3 separate regions of the Homo sapiens genome follow, and all the other regions are linked to region 3. The links are chromatin contacts, found by Hi-C or POLR2A ChIA-PET in ENCODE. All regions are on one chromosome and are shown on one strand. The core of a region is the stretch at or near the end of the contact, and the rest is flanking DNA. Distances in the headings are between cores, read along the strand shown.

Region 1 (3,102 bases), core at 247-2,746, 760 kb after region 3:
CCAGCCTTGCCTGGAGCGAAGGCCTGGCCCCTGCCTTATCTCCCCACACTGTTTTCCAAGAAGTTCAGAGTCCACTGTGGGCACTGCTGCTGATTCAACAGCCCATGGCCAGACAGGAAGCTGGAGGGAGCCTGGCCCAGCTCTGCTCCCAAGGCAAAGTTCCTGCCTCCGCAGGTCCAGGCTGGAGGACCTTGGACAAGTCGTTTCACCTTTCCAAGTCTCAGTGTCCTCATCTGTTAAATTGGGCTGTGTGGCGAGGGTTCATGAGCTAAAAGAAGGAAAACCCACTGGCAAACTATGGGAAATGGATTGCAAATATTAGCTGCTGTGAGTCGGAGTTTTTTCTCAGCCTCATCTGCAAAATGGTGACGTTAACTTCCATCCCTCTAAGGGCTGAGTGAATTGACTCCTGAAGAGTCATTTTGCAAAATACTTGGTGGGTAGTGAGCTTTCAGGGAAAGAGCTGTCAAAAAGGCAAATAATTCATCCAAGATCTCCAGGGGCACAGCTGGCCCCGGAACCCAGGTCTCCTGGGAGACTGAAGCATGGCATTTTGGCACTCACATCAACGAAAAGAAGCCAGTACCGCAGGTCCTGGGGTTGAATCCAGCTGCCCTCAGTGTCCCCCAGCAGCGGGCGTGGGGAAGAGGGTGTGGCAGGCACAGGCTGAAAAACATGTGTGCCAAGAACACTAAAGAGCAGCCTGGCCGTCACCGCCCCAGCAGGGACCCCAGAGACACGCCAGCACCGCCGTCCAGACACAGGCAGCCCCCTTGTCCACGGCAGGGGCTGCTGCTCCAGGTGTGGCCCTGCTCCCGGCTGCTCTCTGTCCCTTTGTGTGTTGTGCGTGGGAGCTCTCTTAAGTTCCTTAAAGGACAGCCAGAGCCCCAGATGGGTGATCAGCGGCAGAATGGGGGGCTTATCCGCAGTCCCCACCAGCGGCAGACGTCCCTATGGGCTGAGAGAGGGGAGGGTGGTCATTGGCCAAGTTCGCCTCGGCAGCTGGAGAAGTCACCACTGGTGCGGAGTCCCAGCGGGGAAGATCCCCGCAACGCGCTCTCCAGGTGGCCGGGGGACCCCGAGGCCCAGGGCGGCCCGACCCGGGTCCCATGTCCTCGTGCATGTCCCCCCGCCAGGCCCGCCTTACCTCGCAGCGCAGGCCTAGGGCGGCGACGGGACGGGAGGCGCGAGGTTGCGGGGTGGCCCGGCCATGGTTCGGGACTGGCCCGGTGGCGGCGACGGCGGCGGCAGCGCTTTGTCTCCTGGGCGGCCGGGCCGGCGCAGCCGCGGGAGAGCGCGGATCCGACGGAAGGAGGCGGGAGCAACCGGACAGTCCGCGACCCACGGGCGCGCCCCTTTAACCCTTCCCAGCCTGCTCGCGCCGGGCCCGCCCCCGCGTTCTTCCCACCTCCCGATTGGCAGGCCCCGAACCGGCACGCCCCCGTGAGCCCGCCCTCGAAATCACTCTTAAAGGGTCCGCTCCTGGCTCGCGACTCCCCAGTTCCCTAGCCCAGAAAAGCGGATTGGAGCCCGGGAAGCTCATTGCGATTCCAAAGGTAAGGACTGGCCCAGGTCGTGGATTAGCCTGCAAAAGCATTTGGGGGTCCTGGGCGGGCCATTCGCTGAAGTCCTAGGCTTAAGTCCGAACTCCCCCCAGGACGAGGCAGGAGGATTGCCTGAGCCTAGTAGTTCAAGACCAGCCTGGGCAGCAGAGGGAGACCACCATCTCTACAAATAATAAAAATATTTGCTAAACCTGGGTTGCCAGGTTTAGCAAATTTAATGCCCAGTTAAATTAGAAAAATAGCTCTAATTCCTGAAAAATGTGTGAGTGGCAGAAAAAACAGCTGAATCCAGGACATTTGCGTACAGCACTGTTCCATACGGACAGGGCGCCTCGCAAGCTTCCCCTGGCTCCAGGTGAAGAGAGGAAGTTCTGGAATTAGGCAGACTTGAGTTCGAGTCGCACTAGGCCACTGAACACTGTGTGAGCTTAGAGAAATCATTTCACTTCTCTAAGCCTCCGTTTCCTCATCCGGAAAATAAAGACCATCATGATATGTAAAGTGCACGGCACAACAGAAAGCTCTCAAGAAATAGGAATTGCTGTTGTTTTTGCCCTGCCCACCTCCTTGAACCCTTCCTTCCTGTTCCTGCCGCCTCTTCTCCACCACCCGCCACCTCCCAATCACTATTAAGTCCTGGCCTGAAAGCAGGAAGAACAGGACAGACCAGGGTCAGCTCTCCATTGTACAGCCTCTCACTAAGCGCCTACTGTGTGCCAGGCACTGTACCTGAACCAGGTAAGCAGGTGCAGCCAGGAATCAAGACAACACAAATGAGTTCTGGAAGTGATTCATGCTAGGACTGTACGCTAAGGCAATGGGGCAGAAAGCCTGGGAGTGCAGTTTTTTTGTTTTTGTTTTTTGTTTTTTGTGTTTTTTTGTCACCCAGGTTGGGGTGCAGTGGCACAATCACAGCTCATTGTAACCTGAACTCCTGGGTTCAACCGAGCCTCCCACCTCAGCCTCCCAAGTAGTTGGGACTACAGGTGTGTACCACCACACCCGGCTAATTTTTTTTAATTTTTTGTAGAGATCGGGGGGGTCTTGCTATCTTGCCCAAGCTGGAAGTGCAGCTTTTAGACAAGGTGGTCAGGGAAGGCCTCTCTGAGGACAGACCTGGAGGAATGAGGGAGGGAGCCATGTGGTTATCTGGGAGAAGGAGGTCCCAGGCAGAGGGAACAGCAAGTGCAAAAGCCCTGAAATGGGGCCATCCTGGGCATGTTTGAAGAACAACGAGGAGACCAGTGGAGCCAAGTGAGCAATGGGAAGAATAGTAGGAAAATAGGTCAGCTGGCTGGGCGCAGTGGCTCACGCCTATAATCCCAGCACTTTGGGAGGCCGAGGCAGGTAGATCACTTGAGGTCAGGAGTTCGAGACCAGCCTAGCCAACATGGTGAAACCCGGTCTCTACTAAAAATACAAAAAAAAAAAAAAAAAAAAATTAGCCAGGCATGGTGGTGTACACCTGTAATCCCAGTTACTTGGGAGGCTGAGACAGGAGAATCACTTGAACCCAGGAGGCAGAGGTTGCAATGAG
Region 2 (3,363 bases), core at 187-2,686, 530 kb before region 3:
GCTAGCACATCTGGAAGGCTATACAAGGTGGTCTCTGGGAAGCGAGCTGAGGCTGGGGGAATTAGTCGGTGTTTGACGATTTATTTATCACCCTGCTTGTATCTGAATTTTTTCTACCATATGCGTTCATTACTTTTTTTTTTTTTGAGACAGTTTCACTCTTGTTGCCCAGGCTGGAGTGCCATGGCGCGATCTAGGCTCACCGCAACCTCTGCCTCCCGGGTTCAAGCGATTCTCCTGCCTCAGACTCCCGAGTAGTTGGGATTACAGGCATGCGCCACCATGCCCGGCTAATTTTTTGTATTTTTAGTAGAGACAGGGTTTCTCCATGTTGGTCAGGCTGGTCTCAAACTCCCGACCTCAGGTAAGCCACTGCACCCGGCCTGCGTTCATTACTTTTTAAATCACTGAACGCTAAATCTGTATCTCCAGACCATATCTGAATTCTGTGCATAGTCTATGAATCTATGAACCTATATAACCCACAGACACTTCAAGTCACATCTTCAAAATGAAACGCTTTCCCACAAAACAGTGCAAGTAAGGACTAATGAGAGGAGAGAGTGGAGACAGGCATGGACTATTTCTTCTATAGTCTTGGCTAGGAGGAAAAAGAGGTAAGAGGCCGGGTGCTGTGGCTCATGCCTGTAATCCCAGCACTTTGGGAGGCCGAGGCGAGTGGATCACCTGAGATCAGGAGTTCAAGAACAGCCTGGCCAACATGGCAAAACCTGTCTCTACTAAAAATACAAAAATTAGCTGGGTGTGATGGCGCCCGCCTGTAACCCCAGCTACTCGGAAGGGTGATAGAAGAATCACTTGAACCTAGGAGGTGAAAGTTGCACTGAGCCGAGATCGCGCCACTGCACTCCAGCCTGGGTGACAGAGCGAGACTCCGTCTAAAAAAATAAAGAAAGAGAGGTAAGAATGGTCTTTAATGGAGTCATGGGAAAATGTGTGTGTGTTGCAAGGATGTAGAGAAGATGGAACCATTTGAGCCATTCAAAGATTTTGATAGACTAAGTGGGATGTTGAGAATGGTGGTCTCTGTTTCTTTGTGAAGTAGGAAGCCACGTGTGAAGAAATGGGGATTGGGGATTGAATGGTGGATTTCTTAGTCATGTGTGTGTATGTGTTTACAATTTACAGAAAATCAGGTGACATTCTTCAGCAGAAAAGGGAGGTTTTTCTGAGGAAACACTTATCTCACAGAGCTCAAGTGCAGGAAATGTGGCCCAACCTCATGAGAACCTATTAATAGAATCAGAAACTAAACTGTCCTGAGCTGAAGTTGCTCTTTCAGTTTGAAACTGCGTGGGCCCGCCTCTGTTTGTCTCTCTGTGCGCCCATTGTGAGTCTCTGTAAACAATGGATTCCTCTGTTTCTCCCAGGGCACGTGGTCCAACACTGCCTTCAAGGTTAGGTGTCCACAGTTCGAGTGCAAGCCCAGATCCACTATCCAGTTCCGGAATTCAAGGGGAATGATTGGCCTAGTTATTTATCCCTAGTCCAATCAGCTATGGCTGTGGGCGGGGCCACAAACAAACATGGCGTCAAGCGCTGACGTCCATGAAGGGAGAAGACAGGGAGAAAGGAGGAAGAAGAAAAGGAAGGAGCGAGAGAGAGAGAGAGAGAAAGAAGAGAGAGAGCTCTCAGAGAATAGAGGCTAGGGGACTGCTGATTAAATACCCCAATTCCCTCAGGTGGGACAGCACTGAGGCAGGTCTAGGCAGTCTCCAGGGGACCCTAGTGGGACAGAGCCCAGATGCCCACAGCGATGACCTGCCCTTCCTTTTTTAATTCCACCCCCCTCCGCTCCCACCCCCGAGATGGAGTCTCGCTCTGTTGCCCCGGTTGCAGTGCAGCGGCGCCACATCGGCTCACTGCAACCTTCCCCTCTCGGGTTCAAACGATTCTTCTGCCTCAGCCTCCCCGAGTAGGTGGGGATTACAGGCGCCCTCCACCACGCCCGGCTAATTTTTGTATTTTTAGTAGAGACAAGGTTTCACTATGTTGGCCAGGCTGGTCACGAACTCCTGACCTCAAGTGATCCAACCACCTCAGCCTCCCAAAGTGCTGGAATTACAGGCGTGAGCCACCATGCCTGGTCGTGACCTGCTCTTTAGTGCTTCCTGTGTCGATTGCCTTCCCTTCCCTGCCTCCCTTCCCCATGCCTCTTCCTGGGTCACCTCCCAACAAACTACATTCACCTGAACCTCGTCCAGCCGTTATGTGCTGGTGTTAAGGAGTCTGTCTGGAATTTTCCCTGAGAGCAATAAGTGGGTTTATAAACAAGGGTGTGGCATGATCTCATTTGCAACTCAGAGCACTCTGGCTGCACCCTGGAAAATGGGCAGAAAGGGCAAGAGTGGAGACAGGGTCCTGCCCAGGGAAAGGGTACAGTGACATGGAGGGGGACTGAAGACAGCTCCTTAAAGGACACCAACATCAAGGAGACTAAGCTGAGGCACTAGGGAGGAGAGGAAGACCAGGAGACAGTGAGTATCCAGAGGCCACGGGATGAACACTTCACAAGTAAGCCGGTGGCCAAGGAGATATTAAGAGCGATGGTAAAGCTGTGAAATTAAAGCCGCTCTAGTAAGGGACCTGACAGATAAATTACTGGAACAGAATGGAGTCAAGTATTAAACACGAAGATAGGTGGAACCCGGGTGTGGTGGCTCACACCTGTAATCCCAGCACTTTGGGCAGCCAAAGCAGCAGGATTGCTTGAGCCCAGGAGTTCAAGATCATCCTGGGCAACAGAGGGAGGCCCTGTCTCTACAAGATATAAAAATAAATCAGCCAGTGGTGGTGCACGCCTGTGGTCTCAACCACTCGGGAGGCTGAGGTGGGAGGATCGCTTGAGCCCGGAAGGTCAAGGCTGCAGTGAGCCATGTTCATGCCACTGCACTCCAGCCTGGGCAACAGAGTGAGACTCTGTATGCAAAAAAAAAAAAAAAAAAAAAAAAAAAAAAGTAGGAACTTAGTGTGTGATAAAAACATTTAAATCAAGGGAGAAATAAATTCCTCCAGATAGGATCTTTAAACAATTGGCTACTCATTTAGGGGAGGTCCGAGGGAGAGGAAAATGTACTCAAACTTTACAGATTTGAAAAGATGTGTAACTTTTCAAAATATAAAGTGATAGAACTGTCATAGGTAAACTGAGTCCTTTCCTTATTTTATATCACTTGCAAAGAAAGAACACCAAAATTGGAAAAAAAAAAAAGGCCAGCTGGATTTATTCTCTGGCCAGAGAAGGAGAAGGAGTGACCTCTCACTCCAGAAACACCTCCTCCTCCCCAAGCTGTGGAAAGCTGGAGAATTTTAAAGAGTTAGATATGGGGTGGAAAGGTTTGT
Region 3 (3,481 bases), core at 448-2,947:
TTTTTGTTTTGGAGTGCAGTGGCACTATCATGGCTTACTGCAGCCTCAAGCTCTCCAGACTGAGGCGATCCTTCCACCTCAGCCTCCTGAGTAGCTGGGACTACAGGAATGTGCCACCATACCTGGCTAATTTTTGTATTTTTTGTAGAGATGTGGTTTCACCATGTTGCCCAGGCTGGTCTCAACTCCTGGACTCAAGCGATCCTCCCAAAGGGCTGGGAGTACAGGTGTGAGCCACTGTGCCTGGCCACGTCTAAGTACTTCGACATCTACTTCTGAACTGTATGGAGATTAAGTGTCAAAGGTGCAGCCAACATTCTTGGGCTTGGGTACCTCCTAAATAAGCCCATTCAGAATGGAGAGGGTTTCCTAAATCGTAGGGTCTCCAGGTCGTTTTGTAGCATTACAGTGGATTTGCTTTGTTTTCCCCTTTAAGATGTCTAAATTATTTTACTTAATTTTTGTAAAAGATTTTTGTCTTTAAATAGGTTCTTAGGCCTGGCGTGGTGGCTCATGCCTGTAATCCTAGCTCTTTGGGAGGCTGAGGCGGGAGGATCACTTGAGGCCAGGAGTTTGTGACTAGCCTGATCAACATAGTGAGACCCCCTCTCTACAAAAAATAATAAAAGGTATTAAGTGTTCATTTGTCCCCTTTATCACAATACAGCAGACAGAAGTTATCTGGCAACCTTGTGAGATGCAGCTAAAATAAAAAGGTGAAGCCAGTGTTGACAGAGTCTGGGATAGAGAAAATTCAGAGACAGTGATCTCACAGATCCCTGTGCTCCTTCCAAACACCCACGTTAGTGGCGTTGGGACGGCGCTTCCTAAATTTCCGTCCAACTCATCTGCTTGCGTCCGGACATTTGTTAAAAATATTTATTCCTGGCTGGGAGTGGTGGCTCACGCCTGTAATCCCAACTACTCAGGACTCAGGAGGCTGGAGCAGGTGGATCACTTGAACCAGGAGTTCGATACCAGTCCGGGCGACGGAGGGAGACCTCGTCTTTACAAAAAAAAAAAAAAAAAAAAAAAAATACAAAAATTAGCTGGGTATGGTGGCGCGCGCCTGAGTTCCCAGCTACTCAGGAGGCTGAAGTGGGAGGATTGCTTGAGTCCCAGAGGTCGAGGCTGCAGTGAGCCGAGATCGCGCTACTGCACTCCAGCCTGGGCGACAGAGTGAGACCCTGTCTCAAAAAAAATCCCCCAAAAACTGATTCCTGGGTCCTGCCCTAGACTAACTGACTCAGGATCTCCTGAGGTGGTACCTGGAAATCCGTCTTTTTTTTTTTTTTTTTTTTTTTTGGTTGAGACAGAGTGTCACACTGTCGCCCAGGCTGGAGTGCAGTGGCACGCTCACGGCTCTCTGTAGCCTTCACCTCCCGGGTTCAAGCGATTCTTCTGCCTCAGCCTCCCGAGTAGCTGGAACTACAGAAAATCTGCATTTTTTAAGCAAGCGCCGCGGACCGGTTGGAAACCACAGCCGGGATTTACACGCCCCTCGTTTACGCCAGCTTCACACCCGCTCACTAGTGCTCGCCCCTGTGCCTGCCATCGCTGCCTCACCCAGGCGCCGCCCTCCGGCCTCATCCGGGATCCGCCCCCTGCCTCATCCAGGCTTCGCCCCAGTCAGTCTCCGGCAGCTTCTCGCGGCTTCGCAAGCCCCTTCCCGTGATGCCCCGCGCCTGGCTGTCGCGGTTGCCGGGCAACGCGCTGTCCATGTCGCGGGCCTCGCTGGGACTCCCTGGGAGATGAGGCCGCGAGGTCTCCCGCCGCTCCTGGTGGTGCTCCTGGGCTGCTGGGCCTCCGTGAGCGCCCAGACCGATGCCACCCCGGCGGTGACGACAGAGGGCCTCAACTCCACCGAGGCAGCCCTGGCCACCTTCGGAACTTTCCCGTCGACCAGGCCCCCCGGGACTCCCAGGGCTCCAGGGCCCTCCTCCGGCCCCAGGCCTACCCCAGTCACGGACGGTGGGTACCATGTGCCAGCTCCTGGAGTCCACAGTGATCCAACCTCAAGGGGACAGCCCCGGTGAGGACGTAATAATGATAGCTAACTCTTATTGAGCACTTACTGTGTGCAGACACTGCTGAGTGTTCCATAAACGTCCATTCTCTAAACAATAACCCTGAGAAGTAGCTGTTACTATCACTGTCAGGTAAATGAGAAAACCGGGTCTCAGAGTTTAAGTGGAACGGTATCAAACCTTTGAAAATACTTGAAGTGGTCCCAGACAACAGTGATGCAAAGAGCAATAATGAATTCTTGCAGCCCAAGACGAAATTAAGTCGAGACAATGGTGGAAATTAGTGCCTTGGCTGCACTGAACTTTCACTTAAAGAGAGGCCAAAGGTCTATCTTACTAAATGTGACTATGTTAAGACCCTTCTCTGTTGACCTGAATTCTAAAAACCCAGGATTCCTCCTGTGTTGAATTGGAGGTGGAAAGCTATTGAGGGAGGGGTTATGCTCACTTCTTAGGAGTCATATGTAGGGATAATTAACATTTTTTTCAGAAAATGATTAATTCTAGAATTACACATTTAGTGGAAATATTTTATAATCTAATTTGACGTTTGGCTGGCGCCGTGGCTCACGCCTGTAATCCCAGCACTTTGGGAGGTCAACTCGGGTGGATTGCTTGAGGTAGGAGTTCAAGATCAGTCTGGTCAAAATGGCGAAACCCAGTCTCTACTAAAAATAGAAAAAATAGCCGGGCATGGTGTAATCCTAGCTACTCGGGAGGCTGAGGCAGGAGACTCGCTTGAACCCAGGAGGCAGAGGTTGCAGTAATTACCACTGCACTCCAGACTGGGCGACAGAGCAAGACTGTCTCAAAAAAAAAAATTGACATGGATGACTTCACTGAATGACTGTGACCCGCTAAGATTGAGTGCAAAACTTTGTGAATATGCCTTTTCCTGAGATGAGAGTTCATAGCAGCCGATTCTTAAAGTGGTTCATGATCTCAAAAAAAGTTTTTAAAATTTTCCGATTGTGTGAATTGAGAGTAACCCCAATAGATATGCAGTACTTTTAATCTTTTTTTATTCTTTTTTTGTTTTTGAGACAAGGTCTCGCTCTGTTACCCAGGCTGGAGTGCAGTGGCGTGATTATATCTCACTTAAGTCTCAATCTGCTGGGCTCAAGGGATCCTTCTGCCTCAGCCTCCAGAGTAGCTGGAACCACAGGCGTGCTCCCCCAGCTTGCTTTTTTTATTTTTTTATTTTTAGTAGAGATGAGATCTCGCTATGTTGTTCAGGCTGATCTCAAACTCCTGGGCTCAAGTGATCCTCCCACCTTGGCCTTCCAAAGTGCTGGGATTACAGGTGTAAACAACTGTGCCCAGCCTATCCCTTCTTAAGAAGATCTTTTCTCAAATTGATTAAGGCTCAGTATTAGTAAGTAAAAAAGTCATCAGCTGAGATCTTGAACTCTAGGACTTAACTGCGGTTACTGAACCTTTATTTCTCCAAAAGC

The links. A loop is a pair of places that touch in the nucleus more often than their neighbours do. ChIA-PET counts read pairs that join two places held with the same protein, here RNA polymerase II (POLR2A). Pooled maps may share reads with other maps.
Region 1: a loop to region 3 is called in a pooled map, with 10 times the contacts of the local background. The contact joins the promoter of LINC02356 here to the promoter of TCTN1 in region 3. A Hi-C loop is called at or near these places in 4 of 50 pooled maps. POLR2A ChIA-PET finds 5 or more read pairs at or near these places in 2 of 52 experiments (CD8-positive, alpha-beta memory T cell and activated CD4-positive, alpha-beta T cell).
Region 2: a loop to region 3 is called in a pooled map, with 3 times the contacts of the local background. The contact joins the enhancer-like site here to the promoter of TCTN1 in region 3. A Hi-C loop is called at or near these places in 2 of 50 pooled maps. POLR2A ChIA-PET finds 5 or more read pairs at or near these places in 3 of 52 experiments (RWPE1, T-cell and activated T-cell).

The regions. Positions count from the first base shown.
Region 1 is chr12:111,367,765-111,370,866 of GRCh38, forward strand. LINC02356 (long intergenic non-protein coding RNA 2356) reads left to right here and starts at 1,497. Exons shown (of 4, transcript NR_187522.1): 1 at 1,497-1,556. PHETA1 (PH domain containing endocytic trafficking adaptor 1) reads right to left here and starts at 1,331. Exons shown (of 3, transcript NM_144671.6): 1 at 1,148-1,331. RefSeq lists a silencer at 922-1,501.
Region 2 is chr12:110,078,440-110,081,802 of GRCh38, forward strand. No RefSeq gene overlaps it. Among named protein-coding and RNA genes, the nearest start is that of C12orf76, 32 kb to the left of the region's middle. RefSeq lists a cis regulatory region at 986-1,816 and enhancers at 1,078-1,157, 1,298-1,427. Within about 2 kb of position 1,437, at least 19 of the 41 ENCODE cell types and tissues checked have a DNase peak (open chromatin) inside an H3K27ac peak, as active enhancers do.
Region 3 is chr12:110,612,432-110,615,912 of GRCh38, forward strand. It overlaps TCTN1 (tectonic family member 1), which reads left to right and starts at 1,698. Exons shown (of 15, transcript NM_001082538.3): 1 at 1,698-1,971. The coding sequence starts at 1,752. RefSeq lists an enhancer at 1,975-2,024.